2 separate regions of the Homo sapiens genome follow, and region 2 is linked to region 1. Evidence: read pairs that join two places in POLR2A ChIA-PET (ENCODE). Cell type or tissue: GM12878. All regions are shown on one strand.

Region 1 (8,000 bases):
GCGCCTCTCTGAACCTGTTTCCCCAGGTGTAAATGGGGGGCTCTCAGCTGTCCCTTACAAAGGATACTGTGCGTGGAGTCCTGGCATGGTTCCTGGCACATAGGCCCCAGCACGAGGAGACCGTTTCTGTTACTGCTTTAGGAGTGCATAGGGGAGTCAGGCTTGTAACCAACATGCGTAATGTTTTTGTTTTGTTTGGGGGGTTTTTTGGCGGGGAAGGAGGGATAGATTCATAGTCTGCAGCCCCTTGCTGTCTGGTGGCACAAAGTCCCCCAGACGTGAGACTCCCACTCGAGAAACAACTAAAGAATGCCATAAATCAACGTGGCACAAAAGGCCCCTACATTAGATACTATCCTGAGGTCCCTTTTACTTGGAGTCAAAATCCTTAGTCAGATGGGGGGAAAAGGGGACTGGAAGATCGGCGTGCTTACTACTAACCAGTAACCAAACCTCAAGGTTATTAAGGCCTTCTGTGTGCCAGTTCGAATGGATGTTTATTGTGATCTGGCTTCTGCCCTTTCTCCAAGGGCTTCTTCACTCCTCCCCCTCCCGGGGGTGTGTTTTGTTGAGGGTACACCCTGAAGAAACTTGGACTAGCAGCCTTTCAGCAGCCAGGGTGCGCTGCTGCACCAGGGTGATGACAGGCTGTGAAATACGGTAATGGCACTGTTTTTATTTTAAAAGACACATAAACGTACACATTCCATAGCATTGTTCCCTGTGTAACAGTCACCTTAAGGCTTCTAAGAAAGCTTTCCCTCCCTGGGCCATGGTTATTTTTAGAATTTTTAAATAGTAATCATCCTTTGAGGATGGATTTTATTTGAAAATAACAAAACTGCTGTTTGAGCCCAAGTCTGGTGATGTAGGTGGGTGAAAGTCAAGTATTTTTGTAAAAATCCTATGGAACTAAGACATGATTTCACTGATTTTTTTTTCTTCTAGGTATCTCAAATCTGTGAAGTATTGTAGAGGAGACACAAAAGGAATTGGGGGTCACAAATGGTTCTCATTGACATGAGTGTAGACCTTTCTACTCAGGTGAAATTTGGTATTTAGTGATTGCCTGCCAGGTTCAAGATGCTGACCGAGGAGCTTACCATCAAACCAGAGACCAGTACCAATAGAGAGTGAACATGATTTATCTTAACCCTCTCATTTTAGGTTGTTGATCATTATGAAAATCCTAGAAACGTGGGGTCCCTTGACAAGACATCTAAAAATGTTGGAACTGGACTGGTGGGGGCTCCAGCATGTGGTGACGTAATGAAATTACAGGTATGGCTAGTCTTTTTTAATAGTGATAACAATAATCCCTTTAAGTTTACAAAGCACTTGCGCATTTCACTTGGTCTCCATCTTTATTCCTGTGAGATCTCCAAGCATTTCACTTGGTCTCCATTCCTGTGAGATGGGATGAGTCCATGTTAGATATGACTGGAGCAGGGCCTCAATCGTAGCTCTCCTGCTAGGCTAGTGTACTATGCCAACTTTTTCCAAAATAGAAAAGTAATCTCATTTTTGTACTCACTGTATCAGTTTAAATTCTGACTTCAGCCAACTAAAGAGTTTTGTGAATTTTACTGATCAAAGGAAAATCCCAGTGAGCTAGCAGTCCCCAATGAAACAAGAAACACAGTAAATTAAACCTGTCCCCAGATTGGGGGAAACATGAAAATAGTGTCTAGTGCTTTGGGTAAACTGTAGTTGTAGCACCAATCTGCTGCTTCATGGTGAGTGGGCAGCTTGCCAGAGGTCTTCATACCTATCTTGGAATACAGAAACAAAACAGGAGGAAACCACTAAGTGTAATCTGCTGCCCAAGAAAAAAGTATTAACCAGAGACCTTTATTGTGGACTCTGTCAGTGTTTAAAGAGGCCAGATTGCCCCAGCAGCTGTGAGCAGACTTCCACAAATAGAAGTTCATAGCCAAAATGCAGGCCAGAGTCACAAAACAAAAGAATATTGGAGTGGAGGGACATATTTTTCAGCTGATCTTTGTCAGTTGGGCCTGGATAGTTGTCCCTGCATTTCACTTTTCATCACTGAGCTCTTTGAAACAAGGCAAAGTCAGTAATTAATGCCATCACTTAGTGTGGAAAGCAAGCCCAAAGCCCTTGGGGAAGGCCCTGGTGAACCTTCGTGAGTGCCAGGTTCCAGAGGGTGGTCCCAGGACTCACCACTTAACTCTTGTCTCTTTTCTAGATTCAAGTGGATGAAAAGGGGAAGATTGTGGATGCTAGGTTTAAAACATTTGGCTGTGGTTCCGCAATTGCCTCCAGCTCATTAGCCACTGAATGGGTGAAAGGAAAGACGGTAAGGTGGCTCACAAATCTAATGGGTCAAAAACAAGTAACCATGACTTTTTTTTAATATTCTAAATTTTTAAAATTTCTCCTATGCAGATGTTGATTATATTATCATTTCTTCAAATTGGGAATTATGGATCATTCTACTAGGTGTTGTTTGGGTTTTTTTCTTGTTGATCATTTTTATTTTTTTGTTTGTTTGGGTGTTAATTACATATAAAAAAGATCCTCACCTGTCCCTCTAACAAAATAGAATTTAAAAGAAATCTTTGGCTTTCTCTAAGGTTACCAGTGCTCTTATAATTTCTCAAGTCAGAGAGTTGTTATAAGGTAGTTATTTTCTTGTTTATTTCCTCTCATGTTTCAGGAAGGGTTCTAGGTGGCTTTCAAGAATTGGTGAAATAAACTAGCCTGTGTTAAAAGAGGGATTAAATAATCAAAAAGACAGCAAGGGTGGGGGCAAAGTGAACAACGAAATCAGAACAGTGATCCAGGTGGCTGATCGCAAGCCCTCTAAAGGCAGAGATAATAAAGAGCTAGAACTTCTTTTTCATCCCTTTGTCTCCCAAGTGTCTTTCCCTGGTAGCTGCAGAGGTCAAAGGTCCCAAACACAGTGAAGAGCTGGACTTTCTAAAATCCAGTTGCTGTCAAAACCTCTCAGAAAAGCCAACCAGCAAGGCACTCATCTTTGCTGCCCCAAGGGACCAGGTTCAGGGAGCTGAGTCACAGAGGAGCATGCTTGGAAGCTGGCCAGCTCCACAGCAGAGCAGTTTGCCAGGCCACGTGCCACCTGCTTCCTGTGGCTCACGGCCTTCTGGCTGGCAAGCCCCTGTGGGCCAGGAAGCTCAGACCTAACCTGCTGTGGCAGGAGGTAGCTCTGAAGTGATTTGTCAGGAACTGTCCTCAGGTGAAGGGAGAAATGAGACAAGGCACTTTTGCTCCCAGAACCTGGCCCTTAGGGGACTGTGAATTGTGATCAGAAAATGGGAGAGAGGACATTTCTTTAACCTTGAGATCTCCCATCTGAGTTTCAGGAGCAGAACCTGAATCAACCAAGAAGGGTTAGCAGAATTGGGAAACTGAATGATAGACATAGTCAAAGAGTCTGGCTGTTGGGAAATCTGGTTTTCTGTAAGGCAGTGGGGCACTGTTCTACATGGGCAAGGATCTGCCTGCCTCACATTATCCCCCAGGGCTGTCAACCAGACCCCAGGCATCCTCTTTAGTTGATCTGGAGGAGATGCTCCTATAGGCAAAGGGGACACCAAAGAGAGCATTCGGCCTGACTCGGCTGTGCCACTGCCACTGTGCTACTTACCTGAAATCTTCCCAACCTCTCTGATGCCATTCGGCACTTCTAGTCAAAAGGATTTAGGCTAACATTTGGTATGAGGACATCGGAGAAGCTGATATTCACAAAACCAGCATAGGAAATCACTACCTTTTAAGGAAGAGATTCCTGTTACAGGCCACAAGCAGATCCCTAAGAGACTTCTCACAGGTTCCACTCCTGACTTAGAGAAGTGTCTGGGCTGTCTTTGCTTACCCAAGCCAGGCAGTGCAGCTGTGTATACTTCATGCTTGAGAATCCCAGCTGCAGCTTTGATAAAGTGGGAGTCCTGAGAAGACCCTTAGCCGTTTGAGTTATTAAACAGAAATCATCCCCACCAACCCTGAGAGCCTCTTTGGCCTCCCTTTTTTATTGGCTGGCCCTCACAAGATAAAGTGTTGCTAAAACTGCCCATCTTTCCATTATGCCTCTCAGGTGGAGGAAGCCTTGACTATCAAAAACACAGATATCGCCAAGGAGCTCTGCCTTCCTCCCGTGAAACTGCACTGCTCCAGTAAGTCTCTGCTCTCCATACCAGTCAGCTGGGACATTTGGCAGTAATTTCAACTTGGTTTGCAACAGTCCTTTTAGATCATGGAGCCCACGTTTGTAACCCTCAGAATTAGAGCTCATGAGTCTGTCCTTATAACCTGCAGAGGGTTAGAGCCCCCATGGTCTCACATTCATCCCTAAGAGAATCATGCCAGAAGGAGGTATGCACCAGCCATCATACTGAGCACTTCATGGGCGTAATTTCTAAACCTCACAAATATCCTTGAGTGCACAGTAGATGTCATTACTTCCCTCTTATGGATGAGGAAGCTAAGGCTTGGGTTGAGACGCCCACATCACATGGCTAATAAGTGGAAGAGCCAGAATTTAAGCTCCAATCTTTGATTTCAGAATCTGTGCTGTTTCCAGCAGAGGAGAAAACTCAGCTTTCGCCATAATCCTGTTTCCTGTGTATTTCTTCACTTCCTGTCTGGATGGTATTCCTGTCGGGGTCTGCATCTGTATATATGGAACAACTAAGCCCAGTTGTACAATGTCCCCCTCCCTGCTATCCTAAAAAAAAGCCCAGATGCCTTAAGACTTGTACTTGGCTTTCCAGTTTGGTCTCTGTATTAAATCTAATGCTTTTTCCATCATTTCTTAACCTTCTCAGGGAAAGAAGGAATGAGAAACATTAGCCTTAATGCATCGATGGAGGTTTACTAACCAAATTAGTTAAAAATCAGCAGAGAGTCAGGCCTCTTGCCAAGGTAATACTCACAGCAGAAGAGCCAGGTGCCGGGGCAGACACACTAACTCATTCTTCAGGAAGCCTGGTCAGACCTAAGTTCTTTCCACTTGATCTGGAATTTTAAGTACCCATAAAGAAAGGTCATCACTTGTAAACATTTTCACATGGTTTCAGGAAATCCCCAGCCCTTTTATTAGGCCTTTTTAGGTACTGAAACCTTTAGCTGATGTTCTCTGTTATTTGCTTGCTTTCTGCTGTCATTCCAGCTCTCTCAGTTTTTATTTTCCCCATAGCCTCACTTTGAATATTGACTCCTAAATAAAAGTGGTCAAACTCTCGATCACTAGAGGGTGATGTGGCAAATGCCATCCCATCAACAGATTGACATGATCTTTTTTCCAAAGGGCATGTCAACTTTTTTATCATGACAAGATTTTGTCCAAAGCTAGACTTTGATGGGAGCAGGCAAGAAGTAACATTTCCTGTGTCCCTACTATGTGTCAGACATCTTCTGTAAGTCCCCACACTATCCTGGCAAGAAAAGCATGATTATCCCAGTTCTATAGAAGAGAAAGTAGGGTCAAAGAGGCTAAGGAACTAGCCTGGGATCACAGATTTTTAACCCTAGTCTGTCTCCAGGATCACCCGCAGGAGTAACTCAGCTCAGGAAGCAGCTGCTGACGTGCCCAGCAACTCCTCACCCCAGCTTTCTGGCTTGGTTACTCCATTAGTCCCCACCAGCACCACTTCCTCCCAGCTCTTAAAGATTCTATTCCCAAGTCCATTTCTTTCACATCTAGAAACTTAGGCTTCTTTCCTTCCGTTACTTCCAGTGCTGGCTGAAGATGCAATCAAGGCCGCCCTGGCTGATTACAAATTGAAACAAGAACCCAAAAAAGGAGAGGCAGAGAAGAAATGAGCCCTCCCTCGGCGAAGCCTCCAGCAGGCCACACCAGCTGTTTCCCACCTGCTGTGCAGTCACCTTAGATGTTCAGAAGCCGCTTCCTCTCCACTGAAGAGCTATGAGATACGCACAATACTTGCTGTTCACGTTATGACTCTCATGCAAGCAAAATACACAGTTTCATTGTTCTGAATCCTGTGGTTTCTTTCAGCCCACTTTTATCGCCTTAACCTAGTTAATGTATATTTTGAATTGTGTGTATGACCTCAGAACTGAAATTGATAATGAAGTTGCAAGTTTTGATAGCCCGTGAAGTGCATAAGTATCTAATTTTACCTGAATTGATTTGGGGGGAAATTACCAGTAGAATGCCTTGGTCTGAATATTTGATAGAACCAATTGTTGTACATAAAACAGATTGCGCATATATATATATGTATAAAAAATAATAAAATAATGGAAGATGATGGTGTTCTCTAGTAAGCCTTGTCTCTTGGGCCCATCATTCACCCTGAAGTGGTGCCCAAAGCCCCTTGGGGTTCCCAGAGGTTGGACCGCAGTGACATACACAGCTCTCCAAGCAAACAAAGACAAATATACGTAATATTTTTTGGAACAAGGATGAAAGGAGATGATTATCGCTTGTCATTGTTCTTTGTGTGATAGTAGTTGAAAGCTCAAAGTAAGTCTTGAAGATTCTTTCTGTAATTTCACTGGTTGCTCAAATCTAAAAAGCATTAGCTTGGCACCCTAAAGCGGTAGACCAGATACATGAAGAGCACCTCGGGAATGAGTTTAAAATGCGGATTTCTAGGCCCAAGTTTCTGACTTCTGTCTGGGCAGGTAATTCCAGAGCCCCTGACTTTTAAGAACCTCTTGGGTTTTTTGTGGTCGTAGATGAGCCAAACTTTAGGGAAGAAACTTCTGAATGCTGTGTTCTGCATAGATGTAGTATCTTAAGTGGTTCATTCTGAACTATCTGTACCTGCATAGTACACCTAAGGTTGTTTAAAAAACATTCATCCAGCCGGGCGCAGTGGCTCACACCTGTAATCCCAGCACTTTGGGAGGCCAAGGCGGGTGGATCACGAGGTCAAGAGTTCAAGACCAGCCTGGCCAAGGTAGTGAAACCCCATCTCTACTAAAATTACAAAAATTAGCCAGGCATGGCGGCACGCACCTGTAATCCCAGCTGCTCGGGAGGCTGAGGCAGGAGAATCACTTGACCTGGGAAGTGGAGGTAGCAGTGAGCCAAGATCACACCAGTGCACTCCAGCCTGGGAGACAGAGCAAGACTCCGTCTCAAAGCCAAACAAACAAACATTCATCCCTGGCTTGGGCATAAGTCTAAGCACGGGCCCTCCTACCCTGATGTCTCCCTATTTTTAGCTACCCATAGTCATGCAAATCTCAATAAAGGATGCCCTATCTTCTAGTGAAAATGGGTTATTGAAATATTGACTGCCATAGTCTCAAATGTTCAGCTTCAAAAGTAAGATGTGTTTGTTTTTTCTGGTGGTGGTTTTTTTGTTCAGGTATAGGCTGGCTGCCTCTTAAATATACCTCCCTTGTTTTTTTTGTTGTTTTTTGTTTTTTTGTTTTAATGCTCTGGGTTCTGGTGGAGGGCACAGAACTTCAAAGACTGTTCCTTCTGTAGTCTGTGAAGGCAGCCACAGACCAGGGCCTTTATAGGAATCTCAAATTAGAACCCTGGGTAGAACCATGTAAAATTGTCCTGTGTGGCATGTTCTGCAATTTAATTCACAGTCCCTCTAGACTGAGCTTGTCTCTCCCTTCTTTATTACATGTGGCACCACCACAATTCCCCACCACTTTTCTTTGTGATTTTTTTAATTTAAATGAGACATTTCTGTCCCAGTGAACATCCTCAGAGTTGAACATCAGGAGGAGCTTATAAACAAAGCAATATTCCCAGAAGAGCCCAAGTCTCTAAACGTGGTTGTACTGCTAAAACAAATGGATATTTTTTAAATTCACATTAAAGACACTCTTTCCCCAAACAAATCTAGTTTGAGCCACATGAGGGCATCATGTGCCCTTCAGTGAACTCAAGTCTAGGGGTTTTTGCAGCCTCCAAATAGGTCTTAGCATCTCTAAATAAACCTGTCCATGGAAAACCTCCACAGATAAGTTAAAATGGTCTGTCAAGCACCTGTGCTCTGTTCCAGGCCCTTACATCTGTAATCCTG
Region 2 (8,000 bases), 510 kb after region 1:
AAACTTTCATACAATGGAATATTATTCAGCCTTAAAAAGGAAGGAAATTCTGCAGTATGCTACAACATAGGTGAAGCTTGAAGACGTTATGCCGAGGAAAATAAGCCAGTCACAAAGACCAACACTGTATGATTCCACTTGTGTGAGGTTCCCAGAGTAATCAGATTCCTAGAGAGATAAAGAATGGTGGGTGCCAGGGGTTGGGGAAGGGGAAATGGGAAATCAGTGTTTAACAGATATGGAGTTTCAGCTGGGGAAGATGAGAAAGTTCTGAAGATGGATGGCAGTGATGATTGTACAACAACATGAATGTACTTAATGCCACAGAATCATTCATGTTAAGATGATAAATGTTATGATATGTGTATTTTACCACAATTAACAAAAAACATAATCTTTTGAAATCGGAGTGGAGGTCAAGGCTGTCTCAGTGAAACAGAATGGTCTCATAGACTGCTGGCGTGAAGGCAGCCACCTGGCTTTCTCTCCTGCTCTCTGCTCCTGGACCTCTTGCTTGAGGGTCTTCACTCGTGACAGTGTCCAGGACATAACTGTTTTCTTTAATGAGCTGGGCCTTGAGAAGGTAGAAAGCAAATTCTACCCACATTCACTGTAGGGTGTCTGCCCGAGGTGGGTAGTTCTGATCTTGCTCTTGCCTCTTCCAACCTCTCTAAAGAATGCTTTGCCCTATGACAGGATGCTCACGAATTATTCCATGTCATTACCTCGTCATTGGAAGATGAGCGAGACCGCCAGCCTCGGGTCACACATTTGTTTGATGTGCATTCCCTGGAGGTAAACCATTAATATTTCCAACACGTTCTGTGCAGCTTGTGCATATTTAATAAGTATAGGGGAGGCAAGTGTAATCTTTGTACAACTTTAAAAGTAAGATTCAGTAAAAATCAGTGGTGGGAATGAGGCCAGGGGAGGGTCTTAAAACTACATGCTTTGCAGTTGGTGATCTGATTAGGGATGTCAAGGCTCTTTCAAATGATTCATTGCTGCAATTTGTGTTGGCTTTGAGAATAAAGAATGTGTTATTTTTTCCTGTTTAATACAGGGGAACAGGGGCCATAGGAATGCTAAGTGAGCCCTCATTTCCCTGTAACAGTATAAATATCGGAGGAGTTGACAAAAGTTAACCAGTAAGGATGAAAATATTCTGGAGAGAAGAAATATGTTTCTATTGCATTTGATGAAAGAATATTCATAGTATCCAGCCAGATAGGCTAATTGAGGCTACCTTTAGAAACCTGAGCTTTGTTAAAAGTTGATTTTTAGTGGTGTAATCAACGTAGAAACTTGTAAGGTTTAGGGGTGGGGTGAGGGTGGTGAAAGGGATTATAGTAAGGTTTTCAGTCTGTTTTTTTTTTTTCTCCCCTACAGCAGCAGTCAGAAATAACTCCCAAACAAATTACCTGCCGCACAAGAGGTAGCTGTTTTCCATTGAAATATAACACATAAGATGTGGACTTTTAAGATATGATAATAATTTGCTTGTTTTAAAAAGATTTTTTTCTGGTGACATACAGGCCAGCTTGAAGTGTGATGTGCTTGCAAAGGAACTTGTATTTTGGAAATAGCTTTAAATAGATTCTCTTGGTGTTCCCTTGCACCCCAGCCCAGCTGACTTTTCTTGAAACTGGCTTATTTGTACTTCAAACAAGGGCTTTCTTTTTACCTTTTTGAATTGATCCTGGGAAGAACATAATGAGCTGAATCTGTCGTGTCCTCAGCATTTCCAGTGCTGCCAAATTCTATTGCATATTACCACAGTCATCCTTAGGAGGAAATTGTTGTTTTCTTAAGACTTAAAAAATAAGATTAGCATATTAATTCCTCTGTGTAGTAATAGGAACAAATATTTTTTGAGCCCATGCTGTTTGCCAGGCATTGCATTATCTCATTTAAGCCTCATAACAACTCTACAAAGTTGATGATACTGGAGTTAATGGGATAATAACTATCCCAATTTTCCGCACACTGAGGCTTGTAGAGATTAAAGGCATTCCCAGGTCAGGTAGTGAATAAGAAGCACAGCCAGAGCTGATCCCTGGGCTGCACAACTCCAGAGCCCAGGTTTCTCACTTATGTTCTTTCCATTAAACCCCATTCTAGCCAAAGAAAGGCCTAGTTATTCAGAACTTGCTTATTCTGTTTATTTCAGAAGATTTTATCTCGCTTTATGGAATGTTCACTTGTGGTATCCTTCTTTTGACATCTCAAACATTTTAAGCATATGTTTGTAAAAAGACATTATTCAACACAAATTCCTTTTTAAAATGTGGCTCTACCCATTATACAGAAACCGTATATAAAGATAGATCTGTGTAAATTCTCCTATGAAGGAATGGGATGTCTTTTGGATGGAAGTCAATGAGGAAAGCTATTTCAATGTACTTTTCAAGAATATTTTTTCTTAAGAGGTAGTTTCTACCACATGCTAGAAAGGAAGATGAATGTTGAGCTTGGTGCCAAAGGGCTAAAAGTGACATATCAAAAAACTTTTTGCATTCCAGGGTCACCTCACCCTACATCCAATCACTGGAAGTCTCAACATCCTTTTCATGGAAGACTCACTAGTAATATGGTCTGCAAACACTGTGAACACCAGGTAAATACAATACCAACACTTGATATTTCCGGGAGAGGTTTTCCAAAAGTTAGGATTCTTGAAAGGACCTAGAGAGTGGGCTGACATCGGTCACTGGTGTTAGAGACTACCTGGCCTCTGCACACTAGTGGACTGACTACCCCACTTTGGTCAGTGTCAGCATGTCATTTGAGGTCAGATGGCATCTTCTGCACCAAGGACAACAGACCCACTGTGGATTGGCAGGCTCTTGAGTCCAGTGGTTGAGTCTATGCTCATGGTGGACACAGTAGATTCTAGGGCTGGTTTTTTCCCCTTTACTTTTGAGGTTTTAAAATAATATTTTATTATGGAAAATTTCCAACATCATACAAAAAGAGAGAATTGTACAACTGTCACCCCAATCCATTTTATTTTATTTTATTTTTTCACAGCCATTACTGACTCCGGGATCAGTCAACTTTATAACATTTTCATTGCCCCCTAAAGAAACTCCATACTCATTAGCAACCTCTCCCCATCCTTTCCATCACCCTACCCTTGTCAACCATGAATCTACCTCTGTCTCTATGGATTTGCATATTCTGGATGCTTCATATAAATGGAATCATGTAATGTGTGGCTTTTTGTGTCTGGCTTCTTTCATTTAGCATAATATTTCCACGTTTCTTCCATATTTTGGCATGAATCAGTACTTTGTTCCTTTTATTACCAAATAATATTGCATTACATGGATCTACAACATTTTTATCCATTCATCAGTTGATGGGCATTTGGATTGTTAACACTTTTTGGCCATTATGAATAATGTTGCTGTGAACATTTACATACAAGTTTTTGTGTGGACATATATTTTCACTTCAGTTGGGTATATACCTCAGAGTAGAATTGCTAGCTTATATGGTAACTCTTTTGTTTAACCTTTTAAGGAACTGCCAGACTGTTTTCCAAAGTGGCTATGCCATTTTTCATTCCCACCGGCAGTGTATGAGGGGTTCCAATTTCTTCACAGCCTCACCCACATTTTGATGTCAGCCCACTCTCTAGGTCCTGTCTAACATTGAGGTTCTAGCCATCCTACTGAGTGCAAAGTAGTATCTCACTGTGGCTTTTTCCCCCAGTTTTATTGAGATCTAATCGACAATAAAAATTGTATATATTTAGGGTGTACAAAGTGAAGATTTGATGTATGACTGTGTGTGTGTGTGTGCACGTGCACCTGTGCTCATATGTGGTGAGAACACTCTCTTAGTATATTTCAAGAATACAATACAGTATTATTAACTGTAGTCACCATGCTGTACGTTAACTCTCCAGAACTTATTCGTCTTATAACTGAAGGTTTGCATCTTTGAGCAACATCTCCCCACCTCCCCAGCCCCTGGCAGCCAGCATGTACTCTGCTTCTGTGAGTTTGACTTTTCTAGATTCCATATAGGTATGAGATCAGGTGGTGTTTATCTTTCTATATCTGGCTTATTTCACATAGCAGATGTCCTCCAGGTTCATCCATGTTGTCACAGATGGTAGGACTTCCTTTTTGATGGCTGAATAATATTCCATTATATGTGTATACCACATTTTCTCATTCATCTGTCTGTGGACATTCCATATCTTGGCTATTGTGAATAATGCTACAATGAAGATTGTTTTGCAGATGTATCTTTGAGATACTGATTTCATTTCCTCTGGATATATACCTAGGAGTGGCATTGCTAGTTCATATAATAGTTCTATTCTTAACTTTTTGAGGAACCTTCATACTGTTTTCCATTTACATTCCCACCAACAGTATGCAAGAGTTGCCTTCTCTCCACACCCTCGGCAACACTTGTTACGTGCTGTCTTTTTTTTTCAGACAGAGTCTCGCTCTGCTGCACCCAAACTAGAGTGCAGTGGTGCCATCTTGGCTCACTGCAACCTCCGTCTCTTGGGTTCAAGCAATTCTCCCACCACAGTCTCCCAAGTAGCTGGGATTACAGGCACCCGCCAACACACCCAGCTAATCTTTTGTATTTTTAGTAGAGATCGGGTTTCACCATATTGGCCAGGCTGGTCTTGAACTCCCAACCTCAAGTGATCCGCCTGTCTCGGCCTCCCAAAGTGCTGGGATTAAGGCATGAGCCACTGTGCCTGACCACATGCTGTCATTTTGGTAATAGCCATCCTAACAGGTGTGCGGTGATAGCTCTTTATGGTTTTATTTGCATTTCCCTGATGATTAGTGATATTGAGTGCCTTTTCATATACCCACTGGCCATTTGTATGTCTTTTTTTTGCAAAGTGTCTGTTCAGCTCCTTTGCCCATTTTTTAATCATGTTACTTTTTCTTTTTTTTTTTTTTTTTGCTGTTGGTCCATATGAGTTCCTTATAAACACTCTTTTAGTGTATTTCAAGTATTCAATTTTGGATATTAACCTCTTATCAGATATATGGTTTGCTAATATTTTCTTTCATTCCATATGTTGCCTTTTCATTTTGTTGATTGTTTCATTTGCTGTGTCATTGCGGTTCTGAGTGACATTACCTTGAAGACTAATATGTTGAATGGTCTTTTTAAAAATAAGGTTCATATATTAAAAGATATGTAAGATATGTTAAGGAACTGTAATCTATAAGTTGACTATTCATCTCTTTTTTCCGTGCATTATTTTGATACTATTGTAAGTGGAATTTAAAAAAATTTATTTTCAAATTGTTTGCCACTAGTATATAGACATACAGCTGTTTATATATTGACCTTATATCTTGAGATTTTTGTAAACATTCATTTATTACTTCTAGAAGCTGTAGAAGTTTTGTTATGTATTCCTTAGCATTCTCTGTGTATGCAAACAGTCATGTTGCTTATGAATAGAAATAGTTTTAGTTCTTCCTTTCCAACCCAATCTTTATTCCTTTTTTTTTTTTTTCTTTGCCTTATTATCCTGGCTAAGACTTATGGTACAAAGTTAAATAAGAGTGATGATGGCAGACATCTTTGCTTTGTTTCAAATCTTCTGAAGCAAGTATTTGGTGTTTTATAATTAAGTATGATATTAGCTTTAGGTTTTAGTATACCTCTTTATCATACTGACAAACTTCCCTTCTGTTCCTAGTTTGCTGAGAATTTTTGTAATGAATAGTGATTGGATTTTGTCAGTTTTTTCTGCATCCATTGAAATGATCATATTTTAGTCTTATTCTGTTGACTTGGTGAATTACAGTGATTGATTTTTTCTTTTTTTTTTTTTTTTTGAGACGGAGTCTTGCTCTGTCGCCCAGGCTGGAGTGCAGTGGCGTGATCTCGGCTCACTGCAAGCTCCACCTCCCAGGTTCACGCCATTCTCCTGCCTCAGCCTCCCGAGTAGCTGGGACTACAGGCGCCCGCCACCACGCCCGGCTAATTTTTTGTATTTTTTAGTAGAGACAGGGTTTCACCGTGTTAGCCAGGATGGTCTCGATCTCCTGACCTCGTGATCCGCCTGCCTCAGCCTCTCAAAGTGCTGGGATTACAGGCATGAGCCACTGTGCCCAGCCAGTGATTGATTTTTCTAATGTTAAACCAACCTTTCTGGGATAAACCCCACTTGATCATGATGCTTTATTGTTTTTATATATTATTGAATTTGATTTGCTAATATTTCCTAAAGGATATTAGTATCTGTGTTTATGAGGAATATTGTTCTTACACTTTTCTTCTCTTGTGATGTCTTTGTCAGGCTTTGTTATAAGGATTATACTAGCCTCATAAAATAGGCTGGAAAATGTTCCTTCCTCTGTTTACTGAAAGATTTTGTTTAATATTGGTATTATTTCTTGCTTGTTTGCTAAAATTTGTCTTTTCTTTAGCTCTATTTCTGCTAATTTTTTTTAAACTTTGTTATTGGATACAAGCATATGTATTATGATGAGTTAACTCATCTTGTCATGATAAATTGTCCCTCTTCATCTCTGCTAAGACTCCTTGACTTGAAGTCTATTTGAATGATTCATTTTTAATCTAGCTAATGTTTATTTGGTCATTTCTTTCTGTCATTTTCGGCCTTTGTATTTAAAGTGTGACTTTGTGGACAGCATATAATGGGTCTTGCTTTTTTAACTAGCTTGACAATCTTTTAGTTGGAATGCTTAGTCCATTTACATTTAATGTAAGTATTGATGTGATTAGATTTAGGTCTGCCATTTTACCATTTGTTTTCTGTTTGTCTTACATATTTTCTTGTTCCTCTGTTCCCCCTTCACTGGCTTCTTTCAGGTTAATGGAATACTTTTTAGTATTCCATTTTAATACCTTTGTTGGCCTTTTAGCTTTACTCTTGTGTGTTTGTGTTGGGGGGGGAGGGTGTGTGTGAGAGATTACGTTATGCAGTTTTACCTTATCACATTCTATTTAGAGTTAATATTATACTTCATGTAAAATCCTGGAATATTACAAAAGTATAGTTCTGTTACCCCAGCCTTTGTGCTATTATACATACATTATAAACCTCACAATACTGTGTCATAGTTTTTGCTTTAAAGAGTTATATGTGTTTCATTTCATTTCCTTTGGATATATACCTGGAAGTGGTATTGCTAGTTCATACAGTAGTTCTGTTCTTAACTTTTTGAGGAACCTCCTCCGTACAATTTTCCATAATAGCTGCACCAGCCAGGTGCTGTGGCTCACGTCTGTAATCCCAGCACTTTGGAAGGCTGAGACGAGTGGATCACGAGGTCAGGAGTTCAAGACCAGCATGGCCAACATGGTGAAACCCCGTCTCTACTAAAATTACAAAAATTAGCTGGGCCTGGTGGCGGGCGTCTGTAATCCCAGCTACTCGGGAGGCTGAGGCAGGAGAATGGCTTGAACCCAGGAGGCCGATGTTGTGGTGAGCCGAGATCACGCCACTGCACTTCAGTCTGGGCGACAGAGTGAGACTGAGTCTCAAAAAAAAAAAAAAATAGCTGCACCAGTTTACATTCCCACCAGTAGTATGCAAGAGTTGCCTTCTCTTAAGAGGCTGAGGCAGGAGAATTGCTTGAACCTGGGAGGCAGAGGTTGCAGTGAGCCGAGATCACACCACTGCATGCCAGCCTGGGCGACAAAGCGAGACTCCATCTCAAAAAAAAAAAAAAGAGTTGCCTTCTCTTCTACTAATTAATTAATAGAAAAATATGTTTACCATTTTTCTTGTTCTCAGTCTTTCTTGTAGATCAAAATCCATTTGATGTTTTTTCCCTTTTGGCCTAAAAACTTCCTTTTAACATTTGTTATAGGTGTACTGCTGACAGATACACTTAGATTTCATGTATATGAAAATGTTTTTGTCTTGCCTTCATTTTTGAAGAATACTACTGCTGGATATAGAACTTTGGGTTGACAGTGTTGCCGTGGTTTTGCTTTGGTTTATTTTAAATTCATCACTTTAAGGACATTGT

Evidence for each region. Peaks named below come from ENCODE experiments on the same cell type or tissue, not always from the same donor. Only the 100,000 strongest peaks of a DNase experiment are listed, where the experiment ranks them.
Region 2: POLR2A ChIA-PET joins it to region 1 with 10 read pairs; 3 of 35 experiments call an interaction of 5 or more read pairs at or near these places.

The regions. Positions count from the first base shown.
Region 1 is chr12:108,563,112-108,571,111 of GRCh38, forward strand. ISCU (iron-sulfur cluster assembly enzyme) reads left to right here. Exons shown (of 5, transcript NM_213595.4): 2 at 1,168-1,281; 3 at 2,210-2,320; 4 at 4,079-4,157; 5 at 5,720-6,257. The coding sequence ends at 5,805. Among named protein-coding and RNA genes, the nearest start is that of ISCU, 4.5 kb to the left of the region's middle. RefSeq lists a silencer at 665-714 and enhancers at 3,356-3,405, 5,825-5,974. In GM12878, CTCF peaks have their summits at 616 and 7,835; DNase peaks (open chromatin) are centred at 590, 3,070, 5,090, 5,930 and 1 weaker place; H3K4me3 peaks cover 3,389 bases; H3K27ac peaks cover 8,000 bases.
Region 2 is chr12:109,070,916-109,078,915 of GRCh38, forward strand. USP30 (ubiquitin specific peptidase 30) reads left to right here. Exons shown (of 13, transcript NM_032663.5): 5 at 697-795; 6 at 1,390-1,435; 7 at 2,523-2,617. Among named protein-coding and RNA genes, the nearest start is that of ALKBH2, 19 kb to the right of the region's middle. In GM12878, no CTCF peak of the experiment used is centred here; no DNase peak of the experiment used is centred here.